Regions from separate parts of the Mus musculus genome. Here region 2 is linked to region 1. Evidence: chromatin loops called from intact Hi-C (ENCODE). Cell type or tissue: gastrocnemius. All regions are shown on one strand. Links, peaks and the distances in the headings refer to the core of each region. The heading gives the core; the rest is flanking DNA.

Region 1 (9,260 bases), core at 504-8,503:
CCTGAAGGCTTATCACCCTTGTCATAGCAAATGGAGGGCCACTGGCACAGTATAAATCTCAGGAGGACCTAAATCAGGAATTGTTCTTTTTTTTCTGCCCTTACGCCGCTGGCTTGCCTTGATGCTCCATCTTCCCACACTGCCTGTCTTTTGGCCCCCACCCCTTGGCAAATGCAAAGACCAGAAAGCATCTGTGTCTCTTGCTCACCATCACAGTGCCTCTACAACCCATACTTCCATCTGCAGGAAGACCCTGAATCTCACCCCCAACCCTTGGTCTGAGTGCCTCCCACCCCTCATGCAATGACCTCTGCGGTAGAATTAGAAGCACGGTCTCACAGTGTTGGCAGCCATGTTACAACTGCTTCTTTAAACTCAGTTGTGTTGGCACACACGTGTGTATGAAGCTCTAGGCTACCTCGGTGGCACTGAGTAAGTACTGTAGAGGCAGAGGGTCCCCAAGGCCAAGAGCATTCACTCTGAGGTCCTTGAGAGAGCATCTGCGGACCTCCCATCTAACGGGTACAGGGTGCTCCTGTGGGTGGCAGAGGGGCTTCTCAGTGGTAGCCTCTAGAACTGCCACTTGGTGACTGCGTGCTGGGACTGGAGGGACTGGCCAGCTAGTCTACTTGCTCTGTTGGTCTGGTATATCACCTCGAACCTCTGTCTCCTCATCTGCAACAAGAGTCAATATATGACCATGGCCTGCCTCCAGAGTAAGAGTGACTTCGTAGCCACATCGCCTGGGTTCAAACCCCAGAAAGCTCTGTGGCCTTGGACCAGCCACTTCCCTTGGCCCTGTCCCGTCATCCTCAAGTTGGAAAGGAGAATGGGTGACTTCCTCGAGAAGATTAATACATAGATGAAGCTCTTTGGGACAGTTCCCAGTACTCTATGCACACTCCATCCTACGACTGGCAGTGTCATCGAGATCAGACAGGGTCTAGGGGACAAAGAGGAGGAGAGGACTGAGCTGTGAGGACAACAGAAGAGATCAGCAAAGGGATCAAGAGAGCAGAGCAGAGGAGGAGCCCTCTCCTGACACGGGCTGGCCTCATCCCTCCCTCCCTCCCTCCCTCCCTCCCTCCCTCCCTCCCTTCCTCCCTCCTTCCCTCCTCTCTCTTCTTTCTTTCTTTCTTTCTTTCTTTCTTTCTTTCTTTCTTTCTTTCTTTCTTTCTTTCTTTCTTTCTTTCTTTCTTTCTTTCTTTCTCCCAGTCTTTTTGAGACAGCGATTCTCTGTGTAGCCCTGGCTGTCCTGGAACCCACTCTGTACAGCACAATGACCTCCACCTCCAAGATCCTCCTGTCTCTGCCTCCCAAGTGTTGGGATTAAAGGAGTACAGCTACCAACACCCAGCTCTAAACATTTTACAAGTGAACTTGACACACAAGAGAGTGGCAGACTGCCCTGAGAGGCTGGTGTGCCCCAGGATGCATTACATGAGGGCCTGGGATGGCTCGTTATGAACTAGGACATAGCACTGCCTCCATAGCCAGATGAAGGCCACAGCCACCAGGGGATGTGGGGACACCAGGGGACATCACAGCAAATGAATGCAGGACGTAGTAAGGCCGAGAAAACGGAAAAAAGATGTTGACACACAGGCTGGTGGTTAAGGAAGAGAATGAGAGCCTGGGTGAGTGGGTGCCAAGTCCCCTGGGCTTCCAGGCTGAGTGGCATATCTAGTCAGGTAGGAGGCCACGGGACCGGAGCCACACATGGTCATGGCCCTTACTTGGGTAATTCCTGCAGCCCCCTGCGGTGGAGCCTCGCCTCCAGTTCCCATCCATCTTGGTGAGTTTCCACTTCTTATAGGAGTCACAGGTGAGGGTGTCCGGGGTCAGGTTGCAGATCTCCAGGCGAGAGTAGTGTCTCAGGAAGTCACTGAAGGACATCCTAGCAAAGCACAGACAGGGTGTCCCGAGTTATAGAAGACACTGGCTTCACCTTAATCTTCTACCTGGTTGACAGGGGTGGGGTGGGGCTGTCTAAGACTCAGTGATGGACGCTATGGCCAGACTCGGAGGCTCCAAATCTAGTTCTGTAGCAGCCACTTTCTCAGGGGTGATTTGGGGCAAATTGATGAGTTCTCTTTGCACCCCAGAGTTCTCAGTGGTGGAATGAAAGCCATGAATAAGTACGAACCGAAACAACATATGGACTCTTGGAACAATATCCACTCGAGGTGTTCTGTGGGGGCAGTGCACACACAGAGGACCCTCTCGGCTCACTAACGAACTGGTTTCTTTCTTTCTTTCTTCCTTCCTTTCTTTCTTTCTTTCTTTCTTTCTTTCTTTTTCTTTTCTTTTTTTTTTCTTTCGAGACAGGGTTTCACTGTGTAGCCCTGGCTGTCCTGAAACTCACTCTGTAGACCAGGCTGGCCTCAAACTCAAATCTGCCTGCCTCTGCCTCCCGAGTGCTGGGATTAAAGGCGTGCACCACCACCGCCTGGCTTAGAGTTGGTTTCTTAATGAGCCAAGGATCTCTCTTTAGAGACTGATGGAAGGAAAGGTCTCATCTTTCTCTGTGTTTTCTCTTGGGGTCTAAACATTTCTGAAGGAATTCCTCTCAGCCCTTGTGAAATTGCCGGGTGTTAACCCCACAGCTGAGATGGACAAATTGAAGAGATTTAAAAGCTGTTTAGGATCATATAGAGTTTTTTTTTTTTCTTTGTTGGAAACAGGTTCTTTCTGGATAGCCAAGGCTATGCAGCTTGGTCTCCAGTTTGAGAGCCCTCTTCCTCAATTTTTAGAGAGCTAAGATTACAGAGGTGCGCCACCTGCTTGGGACTTAGATGCATAAAGAGCAGCAAAGCCAGGTTGCCCTACCACACGTCCTCAGCGTGCTGAACGCATTGCTGACTGGTGCCCTGGTTAGGAATGTCCCTGCCGCCCCTGCTGCCTTACCAGAATTCTCCGTCCTCCTGCCGTTCGGTTAGATTTGCCCTTACTTCTGGGTCAACCGTGTTCCAGCTGGGGCAACTGGAAAGCGAAGCAAGAAGAGAGGTCTTAGGAATCAGTGTGTGGCAATGACCATGTCTCTCCACAGTCCCCAAAGGCTGAGGCTCGGAACACACCCACTTTTACTAACTTCCGAGGGCCCAGACCCACCTGCATCCAGACCCCATGGAGAAACACAAAACATAATCTAAGAAGCACAGACGCTTGTGCAGGGAGCTAGGGGAGAGGTCACACTCTCCTGGAACACGGTGGATAGAAGAGTAAAAATGAGCAAGGCCCACCGTCAAGGGCTGGAGGAGCATTGCTGTGTCAGGGACGATGCTCCCGGCAGCTCTTTTAGGGGCAACTGGAAACCCACCAAGGACCACCCCCAGAGCAACCCGGAAGGAAGTCTGCCCGTAGGCGGTCCTCTGCTGAGGCTAGGGCCGCCTGGAACAAGCCAGAAAAGGGGTAGAGGAAGGGGAAGCGCTTCTGGGAAAGAGTCAAGGGACCAGGTGGACGGCTCAACGGAGCTTTTGTCCCAGAGGGTTGAAGCTTAACAGCTACCGGAAAGCCCTGGGGATCAACAGGCTCATCCCCGCTCTTGGCACACAGTTCATGGCCTTGATTTATTAGGATGACGGGGCCTTTTCTTCCTTTATTTTTTGTTTACACTTATTTGTGTGTGTGTGAGCGCACGCGCGAGTGTGTGCCCCCTCGAATATTCCAGCAGGGTGATGGTGTGCTCTGCCACAGTGCTTTTTTGAAGGTTAGAGGACCACTTGTGGTTAGCAGGTTCTTTCCTCCATGTAGGTCCCAGGCATCAGGCTTGGCGCCAAGCATCGTTACCTACTGGGCCATCTCACTAGCCTGTGGGGTGTGTTTTACCCCAGAGGGCCCAATAGCAGAGTGAACGTGAGCTGGAAAAGGAAGGAGGGACCACGGACCGGACCATGAGGTAGGAAAGAATGTGCCCCGCTGGAGGCCTGGGCCAGGCCATGGCTCCCCAGTGCTGAGTGGTGACCTGTTTGCAAAACCCCTTAGCGAGTCGCAGGCCTGGGGCCCACGCGGTGTGAGGAGTGACCTCAGGACCTCATTTCTTGGCACTGCCCACAGTGCCACCTCTCAGAGCTTCAGCTAGCCCTCCTCAGCCCTCCGTGTAGGGTGTGTGCTCTCTGGCCCCACTCCTCGGCCCTCCCTGTAGAATGCGCGCTCCAGGGGCCCACCCACCCTGTTCCCTTCTCACTTGTCATTCCACTTCCCGGTCCACTCTACTTGTCCCCAGGGATTCCTGATGCGGATCAATTTCTGCAGGCTTCCTGAACTTTCAACCTGAAGGATCCAATGAAAGAAAGGAGAGAGGGACTAAGGGACATGCAGGCTTGGAGGGGCTTGGACACCCCCACTTCAGACAAGTGGGTGGAGGAGGATCATGGAAGCTGGAAGGGACTTAACCCTCAGATCACTGCTGGGCAGCTTTGGAAAATCATAACTAAACTCCAAGTACCCAGGAGCTCGCTCCCCAAGTTCCGGGGAAGCCAATGAAATAAGAATTAAAGCTCTCAGGAGCTGGCTCTAAAGACTGGGCCTTTAATCTTTGTTAGCAGCGGGAGACACCAACAGCCTGGCTAGCTGGCCTGGTGTCTGTGGTTGGGGTGTTAGAGCTAAACATCCGTTAACTAACTGTAACTGGTGGTACTTCTGTCACAGGCTCTCAGAGATGCGTTCTCCGTTGCTTATGATGTTGGGTGAAAAGGAAGATGCTGTTTGGGTTGTTGTTGTTGTTTGTTGTTTTGACAAGGTTTCATTGGGTTACCCTCCTGTCTAGGCTCCGAAGGCTGGGATGACAGGCCCACCATACCTGCAGCTTACTTGTAAATGGCTGGGGGAAAAAAACCCAGCCATTTATATGGAGACAGCATGTGCAGTAAAAGTTAGCCAAGTTAAAATACACATTTAAAAAATAATATTTTTAGAAAATCCTAGCCCTTGAGAAACAGAGGCTAGGATTTCAGGTGTGAGCCACCACGCCCCACGAACAATAATTTAAGAGTGTAAAATAGGAAGTTCTGAGTTTGGGTTTTGTTTTTAAAGCTGATCCAGAGAGTAAAAGAACGCCTGCAGCTGCCTCGGTGACCAGCAGAGGGCAGCGCGCGCCAGGCAGCTGCCGCCCTGGAGGCCCCACCCCGGACAGCCACGTGCTAGCAGGGGGCGTACCTCCTCGGCTCCGGTGACAGAGTACGCATGTCCTTTCACCAACTTCTGGTACGTAACGGCCTCAGAATCTGCAGCGCTGGTGATCTGCAAACACAAGGACAGTAGGTGGCAGCTGCTCCATCCCGGATACAAATGGCCCAGAAAGATGCACATGGCACCCGGGCCTAGTCTGGAAAACTCTGCGCATCCATCCTGCCACCTGGAGGAGCAACTTTTAGTTGCTGATCACCAGGGAGCAAGTTGGCGCATGCCCCCCCTCCCCCCAGATGAGTCACCTTCTAGACAAGGGTCTGTGGGAGGCCTAATGACAGACACCCAAGTGGCAACTGTAGCCAAGATGCTGTGATTCTGCAACCCCTACTCCGCCCAACTAAGTTGCACTGACAGCGACTTTTTAACTTCAGAATCCATGTATTGGGTTGCCAACTCCTTAAAGGCCCTCCTTTCCCATCCTTTGGGCACAGCTTGGGGAAACTCCTGGGGCCTGGACCAGCCTCACTTTCCATCTCCCTGGTGAGGTTTGTTTGCCTGCAAAGCTATTTTGAAGAAGCAGATCCTTCTGGTACTCCCTGGCGTCTTCTCCAGGACCCACCAGCACTGGGACAGAGTGAGGAGAGGTTGCAGGGCTGCTCAAACAACCCTGCAGGTGCCGGACAAGGTGTCAAGACCAGCAGAAGGGGGGTGGGGGGCTTTTTGTGACCTGCGGTCTGTGAGTGGAGTGATACAACACAGTTAGAATGGAAAGTGGGATGGGGATGAAGGTCTGGTGGCACTGTTACTGTATCAATGGCGCCCCTAGAGGACTATTGCCTGGTGACCCTGGGCAAGGGATGCACCCATGCCTTAAGGAGCTTCTGGGTGGCGGCGGACTTGAGTGCTTGCGGAGGGTGATGGAGACTTACATCGATAGAGCAGCCAAGCAGAGAACCTTTCTCCAAAGCCTTCTGGATGATCTTGAACAAGTTGGGAGGAGGCTTCCTCAGCTCATACCACTCAGCAATGCCTCCTGTGAAGTCTTCAAAGCCTTCCGTGGTGGCACCCCCTGAGAGTGCTTCATAGCACCCATTGATCCTGAAGGGGGAATTCATGCTGCAACAGGGAGCCTTCATCCCTGAAAATGCCTCCCCACTCCAACTTAGATCCCCACTTGGGAGCTCATGGGGTCCTCTGCTTTTATCTTCCTTGTCTTTGTCTCCAACTCGGGGTGCCCAGGAAGGCAAGGAGCGATCCCTCTAGTTATTTTCCTCTGTGGCTACAACATGCTTTAGAATTTGTACCAAACCAGGAAGGGTTTAGTGATGTTCTGGGATGACTTAATGCTGCTCTGATCCAGCCTCTGGCGTTGACTCTAGCCCTGACACAGAGGTTGGCTGGAGACACTTCAGAAATGAACCCAGTTTCCCAAAAAGCACACAGCAGGTTCCTGTGGTCATGCCCTGAGCTCTATGCCCCAAGTTCTCTTGGTTAAGAACATGAAGCCCCCCTGCCCCAGTGTCTGGCCTGGGGTTGTAGAGATCCTAAACCCACTAGCTCCATCTTAATGCAGTGAGTGCATCAGCACCAGCACCAGCACCAGCACCAGCACCAGCACCAGCACCTGAGGCTCCCGCTGCAGAGGGCTGACATCCGGGGTGGACCCAGCACAACTTTGGGCCAGCTGGGTGATACACAGCTAGGATTAGAACCAAGAAGCCATTCTTACCAGCCACCTGATTTATTCTGGGTGAGTTTCTACAGTTTTTCTACCCCTGCAATGGGTAGCTTTGCCCACTGGCAGAAGCTTTTGGTCTTTTCAGCTAAGAGGCAATGGGGGCCCACCAGAGAAGCAGAGTTCTTTCTCAAGGCCAGAGCAGACAGCCCCAGAATGTCCCAGTTCACTTGCTCAGAAAGAGCAATGACTGTCCTGTACCAGTACATCATGTGAACAGCCACCATACCCATATTACCTCCTTGAATTAAGAGCCAAATTTGGGCCAAAGTCATCCTTTTATAGAACAGAATGTCTATTCAAAACAGTCCCCGAAATAGCTCCCGCTGTTTTGGAGTCCAGGGCAGCAGAGGCAAGATGGGGTGTTGGGGAAGGGCGTGGTTACTTACTTGGCATAGGCTTTCTCCAGAAGGGCACTCCAGAACTCACTCCCTTCAGCTGAATGCACAAAGAGCAGCTCCCCGTCCTTAGTGGGCAGCCTGTCGTCCACCACCACCTCCACCCACTCGCCATATTGCCAGAACTGCAAGGCAAGAGGGACAAGATAGGGTGACACTGGGACTCTGAGCCTTGGCCTCATCCGGTTCTCCCCAGCCCAGCCCCTTGCTGTGGGTTCCTATGATGCTCTTCGGTGTCCTATGTTAAGTGTGCCCCTCACCAAGCAAGAAGCCAGCGGAGCTCATCTGTGTCTCCAAAGCCGCATGCACTTCTTTAAAAAAATATCATCTCTCACTTGCTATCATAAAAAGATTTTTAACCTTTTATCTCAACCCTCAAATAATAAACATAAAAAAAAACCCTAGGGGATTACTTCCTGAACATATTACTTCCTGTACACCATGATCTACCTCCGTGGACCACCTCCATCCCAACTCCACGCCGTTCGGATGGGATCCCACATGATGATCAAGTTGGGAAAATCTTGTCTCTCTCTTCCAGCATCCTTTGCAGAACAGAACTGATCTCCAGAGCTTTCAAACTACCAGAGACTGGGGAGTGTAGGAGCAAGCCAAGCCCAGAGGCATCTGCTGAGCCCCTGAGCCAGGGCAAGGAAGTGCCTCAGCCAAGTATAAAGTTACCTGGAAGTGGAAGATGCCTGCATAGTTTTCCTGGAAGCTCTGATCTGGAGGCACAACCCGAGCCAGGATTTCCTCATTCAAGGTGAGGGAGGCGATGGCAGCCAGCAGCCAGCAGTCCCCTGAGAACACAAAGCCACACAGAGCTCTGGTCAGGTCTTAGTTCCCAGAGGATGTGAAGTCTTGTTCCTGCAGCTGGGTGCTTGGAACCCAACGTTACCCTGGAGTAGATGGAGTGGTGTTTCAGACAGTCCCTCAACTAAGGGACAGGTCACCCGGTCTGATGGATATTTTTATGGACACGCTACAGGAGAAATGCCGTGTTGGGTGGATGGCTGCATACAAGAGAGGTTCGTTCTCTGAGAAACTCAGAACTCTCGTGGCGGCTCAACTGTGTCCTTGGAGCCCAGCTCTGTGCCTGATACACAGGAGCTATGCCCGTCTATGGACGGACTGAACTTGACGGGCAACAGAGGCTTCAATGAAAAGAGGTTTTCTAGCGGAGTTTGAATGAGAGGAAGAAAATACAGCAATAGACGGGGAGGAGCTGAACACAAGGAAGGAGATGCCGGGGCACAGGGGGCGGGGGTGGAATCCAGGGGAAGGGAGGAAGGCAGTGCGATCACAGGAGTGTACAACAAAGGCAGACAGAACAGCCATGAGCTGATCTGCATGAGCTCCAGCTGACTGAGGTTTCCCTGGGGTAGAGGCAGAGCTCACTTCTGGGATGTGGTCAGGGAAGGGACTGGGCGGGGACAGGGACAGGGACAACCAGATGAGGCTCTCTGATCCTCAGGCCAGGTCTTTGTGAAGGAAGATGTATGTCTAAAGCATGCAGTCCCCATTGGTGCCCACAGCAGGAGCTTCGTGTAGGACGCACCATGGTCATCCTGCAGTTACAAATAACCTGGTCCAGCACCGGCTCCAGGCACTTTGCAGACTGGGACTTGTTGAGCACAAAAACAAAAGAACAAAACCCAAAACCAACAATAAAGGGGAACTAGAGAGATGGCTCAGCGGTTAAGAGCACTGACTGTTCTTCCAAAGGTCCAGAGTTCAAATCCCAGCAACCACATGGTGGCTCACAACCATCTGTAATGAGATCTGACACCTTCTTCTGGTGCTGCCTGAAGACAGCTACAGTGTACTTAGATATAATAATAAATAAATCTTTAGGCCAGGGCCAGCCTGAGTGAACTGGGTCGATCAGAGTGAGCAGAGGTCCTGAATTCAAAATTCCCAGCAACCACATGATGGCTCACAGCTACAGTGTACTCATATACATAAAGTAAATAAATAAATCTTTTTTTTTAATGGGG
Region 2 (9,260 bases), core at 900-8,899, 180 kb after region 1:
AAGATTTATTTATTTATTACATGTAAGTACACTGTAGCTATATTCAGACACTCCAGAAGAGGGCATCAGATCTCGTTACAGATGGTTGTGAGACACCATGTGGTTGCTGGGATTTGAACTCTGGACCTTCGGAAGAGCAGTCGGGTGCTCTTACCCACTGAGCCATCTCACCAGCCCGGTAAATAGGACTTTTGAATCCTTTTGCCTGTGGTCCTGCCTGAATATCAGGGTCTTCAATCACCTCTATTATTCTCAAAGACAAACTTGGGGGCAGAACTCGGATTCTCTCATCCCTTCGTCATCCCAGGTATTTGCTGTTGCCCTGGTTATCATAGATCTAATGCAATATAAACAGGTATTTGGGGCTTGCGTTAGTATTTTTCGGTTGTGATAAAATGTTGTGACCAAGGGGACTCACGGGAGAAAGAATTTATTTTGGATTATGGTTCCAGAGGACTAAGGACCATCATGGGGGAAGGCATGGCAGCAAACAGTAGATATGGCAGTCACAGCAGGAATCTGAGGACCTAAAGATCACTCCCAGTGATGTACTTCCGCTGGCAATGCCACCCACCCAAAGCTTCCCAAACAGGGCTAACCAAGAGTTCAAATACTGAAGCCTAGGGAATAACAGTTCTCATTCAGACCACCCCAGGCTGAAACTCATATAGAAGTTTGTGCTACTCTGAGGAAAAGGACCATGTGCAGAATTTACCACACAGTGCCTCCAAACCTAGCCTCACGTCCCAAACCCTCCTCTCTAGTAGGCATGTGGTAGTTGAAGATTAGAAAGTGGAATTTTGAGAACTGACCCTCACGGTGCATCTGTGGATTGGCGCATGACATCTGTTCTCTCTTCTCAGGAAGCGTAGAATCTGCTTCTGACCCTCTTGTTTACAGAGCTCTGACTACTATGGTTCACCCCTGGCGATAAGATATCCTGGAACTAAGTTTGGAAGCCACAGTGCAGATTAACTCCTTCTTTTCCCCTCATCGTGGTAACAGCAGGGAAGCTCTGGCTAACATGGAGTTTTCCACAGAATTCTGTTCTCTGGCCAGTGTCATCTCTGGGCAACCCAAGCTCAGGACACGAAGGCTTACAACTGCCTATGGTGAGGCAGTGGCAGGGCTCTGTGATCTTTGATACCATTACTATGAAATAAGCATGAACCTCTGGGGTAGGCAAGGGCTGTCAGACTGGACTATTATCCTCTGGCCTGTCTAAGAATCGGTCCAGCATCTGTTGCCTAAGTGAGCATGTCAACTGCAAACCTACAGGGACAGAGGCTCTGATATCCTCTCTCCAGCTTTAGCTGGGGGTTTAGAAAGGTCTCAGAATCCCAGTTGTTGGGTTCTAGAAGCTTCTAGAAGGCCTTGCACTGATAGCTATTACGGTCACGGCTGTGATTTACTGTGGAAACAGATTAAAATCAGTCCGGGAATTATAGCATGGAGCTCCGGTCTCCTCACCCAAGCTCAGGACACAGATGTTTTCTGGCATCGGTGTGGTAATACGCACAGGGCTGGCCAAAAGCATTCCTTCCATTATCTTTTCTGATTAAAATAACAAAGACTTCTGGTTTCCTGTTTGAACCGTACCCGATACAGAGCAAGGAGGTTGATCCTCTGCCATCCCACTTCCAGACAGAAGGTGTGAAATAGACCATAATCAAAGGTCATATGGCACCATGTACTAAAGGCAGTGGGGCACACCAGACAAGGTCCTGAAACATAGGTTCTGACAAACTGATTAGTCAGGTCTCTAGAGTGACAGAACTTGTAGAATGAATCGGAATCTCTTTATAGAGATTATATATATATGGGATTATATATATGGAAATATATATGAAATATCTCATATAGTCATATATATCACATATATACATGATTTATTACATACATATCATATATATATGTGTGTGTGTGTGTGAATATATATATATATATATATATATATATATATATATATATATATATGATTTATTAGAATGACTTACCGGCTGTGGTCCAGCTAACCCAACAATGGTTGCCTGTAAACATAAGGCCCAAGAATCCAGTAGCTGTTCAGTCCGCGAGGCTGGATGTCTCAGCTGGTCTTTCATATACACTAGAATCTCAGAGAAGTAGGCTCTTTGAGAGCAACTTTCTTCTCCCATGCCTTTTATAGAGGCTTCCAGCAGAAGGTATGACAGACTAAAGGTGGGTCTTCCCACCTCAAAGAGTTGGATTAGAACTAGATCTTCCCACTCCAAATTATTTAATTAAGAAAATGTTCCTCACAGGTACGCCCAGCCAATTTTGAGTTTTAGTTTATTCCAGATGTCGTCAAGCTGGCAGCCAAGAGTAATCATCATAGCCTGTGACCCTGGGGTCTTCCGGGACAAGAGGCTTCGAGGCAACTGAGTTCTATGAACTCCCGCTGGCTACGCGTGGTAGAAGCTCAGTATGGATCCTGTCAAGGAATCCATCTAGCTGGGACACTGACCTCAGCTTATGGGAGTGAAAGGAGCCACTGATGACCTGGAGGCCAGGAAGAGAAAGTGTAACCAAATGGAGAGGTTCGTACACAAGGAAGCTAGTGACACTGGAGCCTGTGGTTCGGGGTGTCCCTAGAGCAGCCGTGAGAATGTCTACAAGACAGCAGTACCCCTAAGTCCAGAGGAAGTGGATGTAAATCATCTGAGGGGTGATGGAGGGGACGCTTCTCCTCCTTGCAGGACTCCTATCCTGCCTTCTTGCCCCTGCAGGCCTGGTCTGGGGGTAGCAAAGAGAAGCCTCTGGTTTGGGCCAAGATAGAATCTGGTTTCAGCCTGAGGCTGGCATTTCCAGTGCTACACCATGATTGTGACTGTGAGTCCCACAGCACTGAGTGTGTTGCTCCAGAGTGACCAGAAGAACTGTGAGCCTCAAAAATAAAGATGTGTGTGTGTGTGTGTGTAAGGGGGGGGGGAGCTGTGTACCCTGTGTTTCAAAGCTGTCTGATTTAGGGTAGCCATTCAGTAAGTAATACACTCGGTGAAGGGTGTGTTCAAGATATTTCACTAGTCAGCTTCTGTCACGGTATTCTCCTTGACAAATGACTTGAGAAGTAGTAGCATTTCCATCCAGTCTGAGTTCTGCAGAACTTGGCTGACTTAGGCTGCGTGTGACTGCAGCTGTTGGGGGCATCTATCTCTGTCCCACACATCTCTCATCTTCCTTTAGATCCTGGGCACAGAAGACATGCTCCTCTTATGACAAGAGGCAAGCACCCAAGAGGGCAAACCTAAGCATTTCCTCCTGCCAAACAAGTACTGTAAACACTGTCAGAGTCCAGGGTGGGGAATCTAACAGTGAAAGTGAACAGGAAGAAAGGAGACCGAGAGTTCAGGCAACTACAGGTACCACAGTACTCTTTAGTCAAAATGTTGGGTTTAGGGTGGAAGCTGGGAAAACTCACTTCAAATACAGAAGTTCTTTTTCCTGAGCACTCAGGGAGGGGCCAGTGAGGGCTCTGAATCCCATCACTGAAGGGAGATTGTGCAACATTTCTAAATGAATGGGGACACGAAGCAAGGGGGCGCTTGGGGGGGCTGCAGTGTTACCTAATTGTATTTTGACTTTCTGAGTTAAGAAGAGAGTGCCTGCTGGAGACTGGGCTGTATGTATCCAGGACACCTAGCTTCAAGGTCCTTAATGCAGTCTCCTAGACATTAGGTCCAGAGCTGAGGGGACAAAGGAGGTCAGCTGCATGCAGTTAGTTAGGGCATATCAGGCAATTGGTGATATATTTTTGTAACTTATGCACCTTTGTTTAGATAGCAGCAACTTTTATATTCTTTACTGGTTAACAGACAAGTAAGAAAACATTTGGAGATGTTCTTAGGCCTGGGAACATGGACTTGTTTAACCCTGCCAAGGAGAAGTTGCCGGTGAGATGTCTGGACTCAGACAACTGTTCACCACAGAAGCTATATGGAAGTCCCCAGCTCCTCTAGAATCTAGGACCTTGAATTTAGTTTCTCCCTATGATTAACTGGATTCTGAAAATGAAACGGTAGTGCTTAGAATAAGTTTCTTTTGCCCGTTCTCAACAAAACTGGAGGATAAACACGGCTCAAGTTGTTCCCTGTGTGTGTGTTCTCGGTAGAGCAAGAGTGAGCAAGTACAGGCTGTCTCGGGGACTGGTGGTTGCCAGGGACACCAGACTTGGCAGCAGGAGTTCTGAGCTCTTGCTCTGCACGGTGACCCAGAAGAAAAGTGAGACAAAGCACTGGAATTCTCGGGCTGGGAACTACTGTCTGGAACCAGCCCCGGTGACTTCCCACAGGAGGAACCTGTGTGCCAAGGAGTGCGGGTGCGTGCAGGAGCCGCCTACTGTTGCTGTCCTGAAACTGAGGATGAGTCTCTGCTGTGGATTCACACATTCTCCTTGCCCTGGGCCCTGAAGTTTGTGTGAATTTCCTGAAGATTTACCAATGCCATCCCAGCTCTGGAGGGTCTACTGCTCACAGATCACTTGTTCATCAATAACAATGAAGTTGCAGCTGTCGCTTGCCCAGTGTCTATCAGAGGCTGGACACTACACAGATGAGAACTTTATAAGCAAATCCCTTACCCCTAAGAAGATATTCCAAACCTCGGGTCAAAGTTTTAGATAATAGGGCCGATCTTCATTGTTAGTTTATTGTTAATTCATCCTTGATCACACAGACCAGATTTGAGTCCATCGTTGTTTCCTCCTAAACCTTTCTAATGAGATGATTCGTTCTGATGCCCTGTGGCAATGTGGGGATGTGGAGTGCTTGCAGGGATTGCACGTACTGTTGACATTGATAGCAAATGCATGCATGGCATCAGCAGTGTACCAGATGCTGTTCTAAGCAACACATCTATGCATACAACACATATGTGCATGTAATGTATATTTATGTTCATTGATATGCATGTGTGTGTGTGTGTGTGTGTGTGTGTGTGTAGGTAGATAGGTAGGTTCTTTTAATTCATATAGTAGGAACTGTTTTTAGCCCCATTTAAGAGAGAGGAGGACTGAGGGAAACTTGTCCACAGTTGTGTGGCTGTAAGGCAATAGAGCCAGCCCTTGAACCCGGGCCATCTGTTTCTAGAGCCTAAGCATTCAAGCATGTGTTCTTTCCACCTCTTACCTGAGTTGCCAAGACAGAGAAGAAGAGCTTTAGAACTACAAAGTGGTCTATGCAGGGCTTTAGGGAGCCCTGGAGAGACCACGGCAGGGAAGGGGAAAGGCCAGAGCCATGGGAATTAGCCATGGAGAGCAAGCAGAAAGAAGGGCCTAGAGAATGTTCAGCTGACGTCTAGTCAGCTCCTGGGGATCTCTGGCAAGCCTTAAGTAAGACAAGAGCAGGGAAGACCTCCCACCTGCCTGGTTACAGAGTTTACATTGTATCCAGTGAAACTCAATCCTCTCATCCTTGCACAGCTGGCTCTCCAGAGACAGGAGGTAGGTGATCCTGTGGCAGTAGGGGGCCCGGAGGTGTCAAGAGGAGCCTGAGGTGCGGGTGATGCAGGGACTCAGAGGTCAGGGTCATTTTGTTACCTCAGCAGGCAGATCTGCACATACAGCCAGAGGGAAGCTGCTGTTCAAAACTCAGTTCTGTCCTTTTTGAGCCAAGTTCTTAGGGGCCTCTCTCGCCTCTGTCCTCAGTAGACTGTCTGACAATACTGCTCATTTTCAAAGGCAAATCTCTCTACTCACCCAGGTTCCGATTTTCTCGGTATGCTGTTTGAATCTGCCCTGTAGACCCAGAGCTGGGGGAAAGTCCAAACGGCGAGAGCAGGCTCTGTGACCACCTGTGCTGGGCCACGTGACAGAGGGCCTGGAGTGTGTGTCCCCAGCCCATCTCATGCGGGCTGGCGCCCTGTGATCGCAGATTGACACTCATTTTAGTAGTGTGGCATCAGAAGCATCCTTTGAAGGTGGAGATCATGAGTTGTTGGCATCTCTATGCAGGTAGCAAGGAGCTAGACCAAACCCAGAGTATTGGTTAGGCAATCATGGTTTCTAGAAATGTGAAGGTAGATGGGTTGAGGAGAGCTGGCGGGTTAGCGAGAGCTAAAGGACAAAAAGAGACCCAAGTTGTGGCAAGAAGATGGGAAGAGCAGGCTGGTGTGGAAGAAGGAAGACTAAATCATGAGGATGAAGGTCTAGACCAAGGTGCTCTACAGAGGGTTCATCATCATCATTATCATCAATATTGTTATTATTAATTTACATGTGAATAGGTGTTTTTCCTGCATGTTTATCTACACACCACATTCATGCCTGGTGCCCTCAGAGGCTAGAAGAAGGCACCAGGTCCCTTGAAGCTGGAGTTTCAGATGACTGTGAGCACCATGTGGGAGCTGGGGCTCTAACTCGGGTCCTCTGAGGGAGCAGCTACAGCTCTTCCTGTTTTCCTGACAGGTTCTGAAGGAGAGCAGTTGTGCTGACTGGGGATCTCTCCAGTCTGACAGACACCTGAGGTAAACAACCTGGGGACAGGATGGTTTATTTTGGTCCTCATTTTGGGAGCTACCTGTGGACCATCAACACTTTGGACCTATAGATTAGCAGCCTGTTCCTTTATGGTGAGAACTAAGCCAGTTATCTCACTGCTGAGACCAGAGAAAGAACAAGACACCATTCATCTACAAGTGCAGTGATTGAAAGACCTCCCACTGGGGCCTCTTAAAGGTTCAATAGCCTTCCATTAACACCAAGCAGGGGATACAAGGACTTTGGGGGAGATTTTAAGATAAAAACTGTTGCAAAGACACATCTAGAGGAGAGCTGGAGCCCTCTCTGAAGGTCTTAGACATTTAAGACTTTGAGAAAAATTATGTCCAATAATAAATGTTCAGTGGAGACCTGAGTTACTGGCTAGTCCCAAGACTAAGCCAGTCTTCAGATGGATGTTATGTTGGAAGCTAGAGATAGGTATCCTAGCAACAGCAGAAACCCACCCCTTCCCCAAGGCTCTGTCCACTCCTGGTGCCCAGGCATCACTCTGCAAGCAACGGTCACACTTGACTGTCGCCTGTGTTGATACCCAGGCCCCTCCTGGTTCATAGCTCCTGAAAGCAGAGCTAGCCCAGAGAAAGGGGACCAGACAGAACTAAAGTGGCTTCCTCCTGCATCTCCATTCCTTTGAATAGATTGAAGCAAAGTCAATTAGATATGAATGGTTGGGTTGAGAAATTAAACAGAGAAGTCAGACGAAACACGCATCGCATTCCTTATGGGAGTCTGGCGTCGTCTCACTGGTGACGTTTGGGCTGGGTAAGGTCTGGATCCTTGGGGACCTGTGAGTGCCTTGGGCCACCATACTGTCATGCTCACTAGTTTGTGTCTGAAGCGTTTATAATACAGTTTAAGAGATCCCTCAGCAGGTCACTGTCACAAATGGGAGGCTGGCCCCAAAGCACCTTATCTAGAACAACAAATGGATCAAATTATTGAATTTATTAACATCTAAATTAAAAAGTCAGAAAAACCAAGTTTTAATTAATCAACTCGCAAACAGCCACCCCCAGGGAGAAGATAACAGACCGTTCCACAGCAGCCTGGGATCAGAGACATATTATTTTTAAAAACAATAATAATATTTTTACCAGGGCTCATATCTGAGGAATTCAAAGCTGTCCTATAAATGTTAATTATTTAAAGGCTTTCTGAGACTGAAGCAGATAATTACTATTTTTCTCAGGCTTTCTAATGAGGAGATGGCACAGGGATGGATGGATGGATGCCTTTGCCCAAGGTCGTAGTGCAGGCTGTCTGAGAGACACTGTGGGAGCTGTATTGGCAGCAGTCTGCCCTGGGTTCCTCTTTGTGCTTGGAAACTGGCCTTCTTCCCAGCCCCTATCCTGTCAATAGCTCTAAGCATGGCCCTGTCTTCATACCCAGGGGTCTGTCATAGGTCTACATGATCCCATATCATGCTACCATCTGGAGCCTGCCTTGGGTTCAATTGTGGGACCCACATGACAGAGAAACAACTCCCACAAATGTCCTATGATTTCGAGCGCACACTATGGCATATAGTGCAGCCCCCTGCCCCCACATATACAAATGCACACATAGATGAAAATAAATAAATAAATAAATAAATAAATAAATAAATAAATAATTTTAAAAAGAAAGAAAACAGGTGCTTAGAGAGGTTAAGAAGTGCAGTCAAGGTCACACACAGTTGTCAAACAAAAAGAGAGATTTGAACTTGAACTTGACAGCAGGTCCTGAGCCCAAGAAATGCCAGACAAATCTTTCTGGGTGTGGAGTCAATGAAACAGGTCTGAGAAGCCCAGCCCCTTGGCTGATAACCTGGCCTCTGCCCTCTACACTCTAGCAGCTGTGAACCCAGAAACTTCATGAGTAGGCATGGGTCACCTTGTAATCCAGCGACTTGGAGGATAGGGTTGGCCAGAAGCAGCTTTGAGGGACCCCCATGATCCCTGTCTGTGTAGATATGGAGGATAGAACTTTCTGGGGCCAGCATAGTCTCTGCCACAAGCCACCAGCTCCCTGCCGTGGGAGTAATCAGGCCCCTGCTCTATTTGCTGGGAACTAATTAATTCTCCTCCTTCCTGGAGCTCTTCATCATCTAGAGAGCTGCAGCTCTTCCTGGGAGGGTGGCTGTGCCTGAGGCAGGGGACACGGCATGGGACACAATCAGGAATCCCTTTGGAGGAGACAGGAGGAAAGGTGGGAGCCCACCCTGTCCATTGTCCCCTGCTGTAGGGATCAGCGCACAAAGGTGGCTCTCCAGCCACTTCCCACGTCCAGTGACTTCAATGTTCTTTTTTATCATTCATTTGCTCCCTGGGCTGAGCTGGTGCATTGCTTAGCTCTTTCTCAATCTGCTCATCTTTAAAATGGGAGTCCTACCAATCCTACCTCCTAGGGTTATCCTGGGGTTAAGTGGGAAGGTGTATTTATACCACTTAGCCAGTGCCTGGCTCCAAATCAGTGCTCTGTGAGAGTCAGCCTGGCTGAGATCGGTGCCATACATCTTTATTGAACCTGCTCTCCCTCAGCCGTCAGCCGTAGAGGAGCACCCAAGTGCTCTGGGACAATCTAACTGAGACACCTAAGGCGAAGCATCTGCCTAGCAGTAAGAATAGTTTATTAGATGTGTGTGCAAATCTCAGGGACACAAATGTAAGACAAGGCACCTGCCCTGCAGTCAGGGCAGACTGGAAGCAGGGTGACGCCTATCGCTGGGTCTACCCGCCGAACAAAGGACAGACGATGACGCAGCCGT

Evidence for each region. Hi-C counts contacts between places; a loop is a spot of excess contacts. Peaks named below come from ENCODE experiments on the same cell type or tissue, not always from the same donor. Only the 100,000 strongest peaks of a DNase experiment are listed, where the experiment ranks them.
Region 2: a loop joins it to region 1, with 1.8 times the contacts of the local background. A loop is called at or near these places in 2 of 42 quality-filtered maps.

The regions. Positions count from the first base shown.
Region 1 is chr1:182,484,808-182,494,067 of GRCm38, forward strand. It overlaps Capn2 (calpain 2), which reads right to left. Exons shown (of 21, transcript NM_009794.4): 3 at 7,945-8,063; 4 at 7,255-7,388; 5 at 6,060-6,228; 6 at 5,158-5,241; 7 at 4,187-4,272; 8 at 2,908-2,982; 9 at 1,737-1,897. It overlaps LOC108167751 (a long non-coding RNA gene), which reads left to right and starts at 1,214. Exons shown (of 2, transcript XR_003948412.1): 1 at 1,214-3,898; 2 at 5,035-9,260. In gastrocnemius, for the core only: CTCF peaks have their summits at 5,082 (motif pointing right), 5,285 (motif pointing right) and 5,971; DNase peaks (open chromatin) are centred at 1,718, 3,419, 3,862, 4,089 and 1 more place; H3K4me3 peaks cover 524 bases; H3K27ac peaks cover 4,226 bases.
Region 2 is chr1:182,659,648-182,668,907 of GRCm38, forward strand. No RefSeq gene overlaps it. Among named protein-coding and RNA genes, the nearest start is that of Ccdc185, 85 kb to the right of the region's middle. In gastrocnemius, for the core only: no CTCF peak of the experiment used is centred there; DNase peaks (open chromatin) are centred at 4,219 and 7,846.